Linked DNA regions of Homo sapiens: region 2 is linked to region 1. A link is an interaction called in ENCODE POLR2A ChIA-PET data of the cell type or tissue named here. Cell type or tissue: MCF 10A. All regions are shown on one strand. Links, peaks and the distances in the headings refer to the core of each region. The heading gives the core; the rest is flanking DNA.

What was found. Peaks named below come from ENCODE experiments on the same cell type or tissue, not always from the same donor. Only the 100,000 strongest peaks of a DNase experiment are listed, where the experiment ranks them.
Region 2: POLR2A ChIA-PET joins it to region 1 with 5 read pairs; 2 of 35 experiments call an interaction of 5 or more read pairs at or near these places.

What each region holds. Positions count from the first base shown.
Region 1 is chr5:127,702,516-127,707,689 of GRCh38, forward strand. It overlaps CCDC192 (coiled-coil domain containing 192), which reads left to right and starts at 876. Exons shown (of 7, transcript NM_001317938.2): 1 at 876-992. The coding sequence starts at 931. In MCF 10A, for the core only: no CTCF peak of the experiment used is centred there; a DNase peak (open chromatin) is centred at 2,736.
Region 2 is chr5:128,090,201-128,095,485 of GRCh38, forward strand. The region is part of intron 1 of SLC12A2 (solute carrier family 12 member 2); the gene reads left to right. Among named protein-coding and RNA genes, the nearest start is that of SLC12A2, 9.1 kb to the left of the region's middle. In MCF 10A, for the core only: no CTCF peak of the experiment used is centred there; no DNase peak of the experiment used is centred there.

The sequences.
Region 1 (5,174 bases), core at 1,175-5,174:
TAGATCAGTCTTAACTATTCATTCCTGTTACTATTGTAGTTACTTGCTCTATAATGCTCTAACCCTAGAAGCAAATTCTGTGATTAGAAACATTGCTGTCATGCCAGTCTAATTTATTTTAGGATGAGCCGTGTGACTAGATTGGGTGAGTCCAGGACATACAGACCAAAATCCAGGAATGATTCTGAGCTGTGGACTGCAGGGATCCTACCTGTACTTCCTGTCAGAGCAGAAAGTGAAGCGGATACAGGTTCACCTGGGTCTACAAATGCATCCAGGGAGAGATACAGCAACTGGCTGGGAGAAAGTAGCTGGTGTCTTTGGACAAGCAACAGGGAAGATGGAGCAGCAGTTGCAGGTGAACAGTGAGCAAACTACCAGCTAATCAGGCACAATGAATCACTTGTGCAATCCTGTGTTAGGAAAGAAGCTTTCATGAGAATGTGGCCGGGTGGGGTCTTCTGTCTGGGGCCGGCGGGTCCCAGGGAAAGCAGATCATCACAATAAGGGGTTGGTCTGTGGTGACACCACTGATTGCCTGTAAACCAATGCATTTCTGGGTGTGCACCCCTCTCAGACAGCAGTGTGGCTGTTTCCTTAGCATTGGTTCTGGATGTAAACATGCCTTGGTTTGAGCACAAAACCACTGTTTCTGTTCCACTTTGAATGAGTTTTCCAGAAATGATGGCTATGTGGTGATTCTTCACCTATTCTCATGCCTGGATCTGATTTGTGAGATGTTTTGAGAGGTTACTGCAGCTTTGTAACGGAGATTTTTTTCTTTGGGAAGTTAACTGTCTTTTCCACATCCATTGTGGTAGCCTAGCAACAAGGGACAGCAGAGCAATAGCAGGGATTCTAAAACTCTAAAGAATGATGCCTGTTGACGTCTGTCCCAGGGACAGGGGATCCCAGTGGGTCTGGCTTGAGATGGGACAATGCTATAGCAAGAAATCTGTGGTCCCAGAGTCTGACACCTCAGAGAGAAGCAGGTGAGTTCCCAGCTCCTCTCATCCCAAAATAATTCATGGGAATTTCTGGATAAAGTAGCTTTCACTCAGTACTTAAAAAAAAATCTTTCTTTAAAGTCTGGGGAATAACAGCAGACAGACTTTTTATCCTTTCCTGGAGAGTGACCCCTTTCTTTGAAAGCTGCTGTCTTCCCAGATCACAGGGCATGGCCTGACACACAGTAGGGGTTCAATAAATATTTGTTGAACAAATAAATTGTCCCTTACTTGGTCTTCTAAAAATCACACACTCACCCACCCCAGCCATTTTACTGATGTGGGAAGGGGGAGGGTATGAAGCCAGCCTTCTTTCAGTTGAAAGGAAATGTCATCTTCACTACTCTCTTGCCAAGAGATGCACACACAAAAAGCTGGGTCATTCCTCCTCTACATGTTCCCCACATAAAAACCTAGATCAATGTTGGCTAGAAATATGGAAGTACAGTTCACTTCTCTAATTGATCTGCATTTAATTACTAGAAATTTTGCATGTTGACACCATACTCATTTCCCTTTCAAATGTGGAAATATCTTCCATTTACAATTTTCTTTTAAATCTTGAGTGAGAGGTGGCCACATCTCTGTAGCAGGAGCTACATCCTATAGGGCAGTATCCTTGTGGGATGTTCACATGCAACCATGGTTCTGCTTTTTAAAGTTTTTGTTTGTTTGTTTGTTTTTGAGACAGAGTCTCACTCTGTCATCCAGGCTGGAGTGCAATGGAGTGATCTTGGCTCACTGCAACTTCTGCCTCCCGGGTTCAAGTGATTCTCCCACTTCAGCCTCCTGAGTAGCTGGGATTACAGGCATCTGCCATCATGCCCAGCTAATTTTTGTATTTTTGTAGAGACAGGCTTTCACCATGTTGGCCAGGCTGGTCTTGAGCTCCTGACCTCAGGTGATCTGCCCACCTTGGCCTCCCAAAGTGCTGGGATTATAGGCATGAGCCACCGTGCCTGGCCTGCTTCGTTAAGTTTTAAAATGTATTTTCCTTATGTGAATGTGTGATCCTTGTTCTTATTTGCTTTTCGTCTTGGGTCTATGGTCTGTGGATGATATGAGAAATTCACAAATCTAAGATTTTATGTAAAATGTTGTTTATTTGTGCAAAGGATTCCATAAGCCTCAAAAATTAAATAATCTATGGGAGGGAGTAAGGCTTTATCCATTTATTAAAGCTAATGAAATTTAGCAAACACTCATTTTCTTTTATTTTCCCAGAACAAAGCAGCTAAAGAGATAACATATCTCCCCAGTAAGCCTAGATCGCGACACTGCACTCCAGCCTGGGCGACAGAGCGAAACTCCATCTAAAATAAATAAATAAATAAATAAATAAATAAATAAATAAATAAATAAATCATTTATTCACCCAGGCTAATTGGTGACTAGTCCTCCAATTTGACATGAAGAATGAAGTAAAAAGTTTAGAAAGCGGAAAGACATTTCATTTAAAGGAAGGAAATTTCAATGTTCTTATAATGCACTGAGAAAAATGCCGTATCATTACTCCCTGCCAATAGAAATTTAAAGAAGTTTTTCCAGGTTTCCAGTGAACCCTGAAGTAAGAAAACAATGCAATAAAAACAAACTTTATAAACATATTTGTTAATTATATTTTGTCTTTATCTCAAAGCTAATAGGCTTTCTAAAGCTTTCTTCCCCCCTTAATTATTGTACAACATGACTTCTCCTGTGTATGCTGGGTTACCATGGTTACTCTGAGGCCATGACTCATGACCTTTAAATATAATTGTCAGGCAGCCAAAGCTCTCATTTTTAAATCACCAGTTTTGTTTCAGGCATTATTATTTAAAAGTAGTCTCAAATTGTACTTTCTGTGATGCATTTGTGGCACATCTGAGTATGCACATAAGGGTATTGCACTCACGTATTTTGTTTTGTTTGGTTTCATTCGGTGACTGAATATGACTTTTTTGCCCAGCATAAAAAACAAACGAAGCACAGTCCTTGTCCTCTATGAGGGTGTCACTGAGAAATGCAAAACACAGGTAGAGAAATAATCACATATATCATGAACCATAATAAGGGCTGCAAGAGGTGGATGTCCAAAACCTGCTTGTGGAATACAAAGGCAAGAAATACTTCTGACTGGTAGGGTCAGAGGGCCTTCAGGGAGAGGCAGCATTTGAGTTATGGTGTGAAGAAATGTAAGATTTCAACAAGCAGAGAAGAGAGTATGAGTGTTCTGGCCAGAGGAAACAACTAAGAAGAGGATAAACACACACTCTGGACTATTAGGCTGTACAGTTGAGGGAAAACATCCGTTTTGTGAGTTTCACTGATAGAAGATGAAATTCATTAGAGGGCTCCATTTATTAAGATCCTTTAAAGCCATTTTTTGGTTTGTCCAGCAACTGTGATGACCAAGAGTTTGTTTTCCATTTCATGATAAAGAGGTGTTGTCAAGTAGAAAGTACCAAAATACTGTTTTTTTGCTGATTTGGGTGTCGTGCGAGAAAAGCAATTACATCTCTTAGAGCACCAGTGTCTCCTTCCACTAAGTGAGAACTTAATTAATTTTGTTCAGTAGTCACTGATTACTTTGTGAACATTTGTAAATGGTTTCAAATTTTTTGAAAAATGAGTAAAAGAGAGACATGTGCACAGAAATATGGAAATAAAACAATGTATTCATGAGGAAGATAGTGGGATAGAAAATAATAAAAGTACCTTGGGATTTAAAAGTAAGGCTTTATTGGCAGGGCGCAGTGGCTCACGCCTGTAATCCCAGCACTTTGGGAAGCCGAGGTGGGTGGATCATGAGGTTAAGAGATCGAGACCATCCTGGCCAACATGGTGAAACCCCGTCTCTACCAAAAATACAAAAATTAGCTAGGCATGGTGGCATGTGCCTGTAATCCCAGTTACTCGGGAGACTGAGGCAGTAGAATCACTTGAACCCGGGAAGTGGAGGCAGTGAGCCGAGATTGTGCTACTGCACTCCAGCCTGGGTGACAGAGCAAGACTCCATCTCAGAAAAAAAAAAAAAAAAAAAAAAGTAAGGCTTTATTGATTGACAACAATAGAAAGGAATCTGTTACATCTGTGAGGTTTATTAGATAATTCATTTATTTATTCAACAAATATTTGTTGACCACCCTATCCTTCTTCAAGATGCTGAGGGTAAAGTAACAAAAACAACAGAAAAAATTTCCTGTCTTCAAGGAGTTTACATTTTCAGTTGGGAGATGACACAAAAAATATAATCAATAAGCAAACTATATAGTATGTTAGAATGTGATAAGTATCACAGAGAAAATAGTATGGTGATGAGGTGAGGGGTTAAATTTTAAATGAGATACATATGGTAGGTCCCACTGAGGTGGTGACATTTGATCAAAGACGAGAAGGAAGGATGAGTAAGCCAAGTGGATAGACTGAAAGTATCCAGGGCCCTTGGATGTGCTGGGAACTGAGTGAAGAAAGTATTTCAGAGAGAGAGTGATAAGTCATGTCAAAAGCTGTTAAGGTGAGTTGTGTAAAATAATCACTGGGTTTAGGAATGCAGAGATCTTTGGTGAATTGGACAAGTGCAGTTTCTGTGGAGTGGTACTAGTAGTGGTACTAGTCTAATTGCAGTGGCTTTAGCAAAAAAGAAAGAAAACTAGAAGGGAAGGAATTGGAGACAGTGAGAATATCGTTTTGCTGTAACCTGAATAGCAAAAGAGGTCAGTATAATCAAGTGGAAACTAAAACGGTAAGAAGGCTCTAGGCATGATAAATAACAACATGTTTATAAGCTAATGGAAATGATCCAGGAGATAGAGAGAGAAGAGAGAGGGAGAGAGAACAGTGTAGGAGACAAAGAATTCTCCACGTCTGCTGATTCTTAGGAGGTTATGCTTTCCTCTCCCCACTTTTTTTTTTTTAGTTGAAATACAAGATTGTTCAGGTTTTCAGAACAGATTGTACTGTTCAGACTACTTATTCTCAAGAGAACTTTTAAAGGCTATTTTATCTTCTGCGAGTAAAGTTTACATTCCATTATTTTTATTTCCCTTAGAAATGTCCAGAAATTGACATTTGGAGGAAATACTTTAGAAAATTTATTTTAAATGTTACAGTGTAATGATCTATTCATTGTATGTGCGGGGGTGTGTGTGCGCACATGAGAGCCTGAAATAAAATTTTGGAATTCTA
Region 2 (5,285 bases), core at 516-4,515, 390 kb after region 1:
TTTAATTTTTAGCATAAAAATTTCCTGGGTAGAAGGAAAGAAATTTTGGGATTTAAAATGTAGCAAAAAATCAGTACACTGCTAAATTGATATCTTCTCTGTGTGTATTTATGTTCATACATTTTAAAATCCTGTGAGACTAGAATTTAAAGGACCAAAATAGAGTTTCTTGGTTCTTATGTGTGGAGTGTGTTTGCTTTCAATGATATTTCATTATATGTTACATATATATATTTGGGAAGTCTATAGTATAGTCCTATGCTGAAGTGAAATAAATGTGAACCTAGTTATTCAACAAATCCTTGTTGAACATCAACAACAACACTGTTCTAAATGCTGGGGATATAGCAGTAAACAAAACAAAGTCATGGGGCTTTCATTCTAGCGGTAGGAGACAATAAACAAACAAAATTAAAGCAGGGCGAGGAAAATTAAAGGTGGCTAGATGATGGCTGGGTGATGCTGTTTTAGCATTGTTAGGGAAGACCTCTGATATGTGAGCAGGCTCTAGAAAGGGGTGACCCCCATGCAGATACCAGGGAAAGAACACTCTAGGCAGAGGAACAACAGATACCAAGACCCTGAGATGGGAGTGTGCTTGGTGTGATGGAGAGACAGGGAGGTCAGCAAGACCGAATTGATGAGGCAGTGTGATAAAGTCAGGGGGTAGTGAGGACCAAATAGCGCAGAACCTTGCAGATCATGATAAAGACTTAGGATTTTACTCTGAGTGATTTAGGGGAAGGCATTGTAGGGTTTTGAGCACAGATTTGACATGATCTGACTTATGTTTTCAAAATACCACGCTGATTGTTGTGTAGAGAATATACTGTAAGGGGGCAAGAGTAGAAGGCAGGAAACCAGTTAGAAGCCTACTGCAATGGTTCCATTAAGATGATAATGACTTTTACTAAGGTAGTAGTGATTGATACAATGAGAGGTGTTCAGATGCTGGATGTGTTTCAGAGGTAGAATTGTTGGGATTTGCTGATGGTTTGGATGAGGGGATGTATGGACAGAGTAATACTAGGGTTTTCCCCCTATTTAGAATGGAGTTGATATTAATGGAGAAGTCTGTGAGAAGGGCAGGTTTGGGAGATGGACTCAAGATAGGGTTTCATTCTACAAATTAGTTCTCCAATGAGGCAAACAGGTAAAATTGCAGATACTGGTTTGTTAAATAGTAGAACTTAAGAAAACAGCTTTCATTTTTAGCGTAAAAATGTGCTTTTGCTCTTCAGGTAAAACCATGAAAACTAGTAGTCTTTCAAATACTGTACAAAGGGGTAGGGAACTAGTGGGTTGATTCCACAAAGTGAAAGCCCACTGAGGGTGAGCAACAAGGAAAATTACTTAAAATACTGAAGTTAAAAACATTAGTGGTGTCTCATTTAAACCATGAAAGCTACTATCAGCTGAGGCCCTCCTTTGTCTTTTTCCATTTTCACTAGGATCTCTACCAACACTAGCTTAAAGCTATTATGAAAAACTTGGAGCTGGTAGAGAACTTGGGGGTTTCTAATTGGAAGAAGGGGGAAAGCCAAAAAGAAAAAATAGCTTAGTGGAATGTTGACTCTCAGCAGAAGCTAATTATGGCTAGTACACTCATAGTATCATTGGACTCAGAAATTTCCCTGCCTTAATTTTTAAAAAAATTCTGTGCTTTTTCTGAATAGTCACAAATTAGATATTCATCTAGGTTCAGAATTCTGGAAACCTGTGGGATAGTTCTTTGTTGGGTAAGTGTGAATTAGTTCTTCCATCAGTTTAGTTTCAAACAGAATTTGGTATGGTATGCTAGCCATTTTGGAGACTTTTGCAAGGGAGCGTAGGTGGTTTGGCAGGGCAGGCTTGAGTATTCCAGTGGGGAAAGACTTAGAGGACCCTAATCATTAGAGACCTGCCCTTCCCACAGACTTCTCCATTAATATCAACTCCATTCTAAATAGGTATTACTCTGTCCATACATCCCCATCCAGACTATCAGCAAATCTGAACAATTATACGTTTGAAACACATCCAGTATCTCAATACCTCTCATTGTATCAGTCACAACCACTTTGGTAAAAGCCCATTATCATCTTAATGGAACCATTGCAGTAGCCAAGATGAGAGGAAGGGGGTGATTAAAACATTTAGCTGCAATTCAAGAATTGGGCTATAGGGCTGACGGTCTTGGAAAGAGGTAGGAAACTTCACAGAGCATGTCTGGACTGAGGACCCCAGTCCGAAGTTTGGACTAGCAGTTGTTGTGATTATGGCCTGTTACCATTTAAGGTCTTTATCAGTGCTGTCCGATAGAAATATAATATGAACTACATATGTCATTTAAAAAAGTAAAGAATCAGGCAAAATTAATTTATAATATACCGTATTTTATTTGACACTGTGTCTAAAACATTCATTGCAGATATAATGAATATTAAAACATTTATAATGAGATATCTCAATTTCTTTTTTTTGTACAAAGTTTGAAACCCCGTGTGTTTTTCACATACAGTACAGCACATCTCAATTCAGACAAACATTTCAATGGTGTTGAAGTAGTAGCTCCTTGTGACCTTTGATTACTATATTGGACAGTGTAGATGTAAACAGTACTTGGCAGTTTGGTTCTGAGGTCCTATGATTTTCATTTTTCTTCTTGGATATTTAACTGTTCCTGTCAATAGTTTACTTCTGTTAAAGAAATTTGAGTAGCTTCTATCTGACAGAAAAAGCGGAATATTTTATTTAACTCTCATTCCTTTCCAGGTACAAGCTCTTTCCTTCCTTCCTCAGCCAGACTTGTTGAGAGTATTGTTTATAATTGCCGTCTTTCCTTCCTTACCTTTTACTCAAACTGCTGTAGTGTGGCTTCTATTTTGCATAAATAGTTCTTGTTAAAGTCACAAGTGATCTCCATTCTTATCACAAATTTCAGGAAGTTTTTGTTTTGTTCTGTTTTGTTTTGTTTTGAGCAGTGTTCAGCTTTCAGGCAGCATTTGGTGTTCTTTTGAAGTGTTTTGGTCACTTCCTTGGCTTCTTAGTTTTCCTTCTGCCTTTCTGACTCTTTCAGCCTCGCATCCTTTGCAGTCGCCTCCTTCTCTAACCTGAACATCCTCAAGGCTTTATTTGGACTTTTCTCCTTCCTTGTTCCTCTTTTTTCTCTCCTTATGCTACATCATCTGTAGTCCAATGACTCCCGAAATTTCGTCTTCTACCCACACTCCTCTGAGTTCTGGGTATCCAATGCTTGCTTGACATTTTTGTTTTATGTCTCAAAGATAACTCAAGCTCACAAACTTAGTATTTCTTCCCATTCCCTCCAGAAACAAGAATCCAGGCCCTCTGCCAGTGTGTGCTATATCTCTCGGAATGGTACCACTATTCATCATACTGCAAAAGTGAGAAACCTATGAGTCATCCTTGACACTTTTCTCTCATTCCCCCATCCAATCACTGAGTTCTGTCAACTTGAATTTCTAAATATTCTTTTCATCTAAGCTGCTACCATCCTATTAGGTTGGTGTAAAAGTAATTGCATTTTTTGACATTGAAAGTAATGCCAAAAACCGCAATGACTTTTGCACCAACAAAGCTGCAGCAATAGCCTTGTAACTGGGCTTCTCATATTCACTGTGCTTTCCCATCACTATTGTGCCCAAAACAAAACTGATCATTGTTGCCCAATGCTCCCTGCATTGTCTATTTCTGGTTTGCCTCTTCTTCAGTGTTTCACTTACTCAGTGGCACAATAATTCTTTGGTCACGTGGCCTTTGTACATGGTACTCTCCATGGACTCTTCCTCTCCCTTCCACCATTCCATACACCCACTGTTAACTTTCAGTTTAAGATTTCACCTCAGTCCTTATTTCTTTTGAGAGGAGGCCTTCATCCTCCAGTCTAGAACAAACTCATTTTCCCTTAATGGCTTTAGTTAGTGGTAGTATATCTATTAACATGGTTGCTTGAGTCAACTTAAGCTAACTTCAAGCTCCATGAGAAGCTGACTTTGTGATTGATCACCATTATGTCCTTTGCTATCTAGTATAGGCCTGACACAGTAGACCCTCAATCGATACATATTGAATAATAGGCCTAATTCTTTACATATTAATGTGGTACAAAAGAATCTTACCTACCTTATATCTGTTGTCTAGATTCTCTAAAGAATGTTTGGCAGAGAAATTGCCCTGTTTTGCGTATGTGGTGTTTAAGACCCAAAAGAACTAAATGACCTGTCCAAAATCATAGACATGCAGAGCTAGCATTGGAAATTGGGGCAGGCATTACTGAGTCTCAGTTGGCATTCATTTCAATATCCTACAGTTTAATACTGCATAAGCTCTTGTTATTTTGGTGACTTTTTTTTTCTTTTTTAAATACTCATGACAAATGTTTTTATATCCATTGAATATAAAATAGAAAAGATTTAGGCTGCAGAGTTCTAGTGTATGGATGTATCTCTTCCTAGTAGAAAAATGTTCAAAAAATTAAGAATAAGAAAGTTTCTTATACATGGAATCTTAGTTTTTTGTATTTCCTCTGCCATCCCCTGTCCATATCTTCCAAAAGTATGATATAAATTTTTAAATGTAATATGGGTTGTACTTTCCAGTAACTCGTAACTTGTGGCTGTTAAATTTAACTTTAAATTAACATTGTGTTAAAAATTCAGTTCTTCAGTTACTTGAGTCACATTTTAAGTACTTAATAACCACATTTGGCTAGTTGTTATCATTGGACAATTGAGATACCAAAGATTTCCATCATCACAGAAAGATATATTAGATAGTGCTGTCAAGGGAGGTGATATCTAAAATAACTCTTTTCCTTCATTCATTCTTTCTTTTCTTAATTCCTTTTCTTCCACATTAGTGACTACTAGTTTAAAGTCATTAGAGAGTCTAATGTTCTTCTAATTTTGCATAGGATCCTTCCTTAAATAAAAGTGTCTGGAACATTAGGTTCTCAATGAAGTGTTTCAATCAGTGGAATCTGTTTTCTTTGTGAGAGTGGAGATTTGGGTCTTTAAAGGCCTGTGAATAATTTAATATTGTATTGTTAGAAATGTTAGTTTCCAAAGCATTCTTAAGTTACATATCTGCATTTGGTCTTCAGTCTCAGGAGTAGGTGGGTTTTTTTAGAAGGTCCTGGAGTAACAGTCTCATTTTGCAAGGCTGTAGTTTGTCTTCAAGATAATACCTGGTAGGGCAGAATCTTTTTGAAACCAGGTCTCGGTATCCCAATTTTTTTCTTTTGGACCAGTGATTCCAAAATTTCTAAAAGAACCACCTGGGGA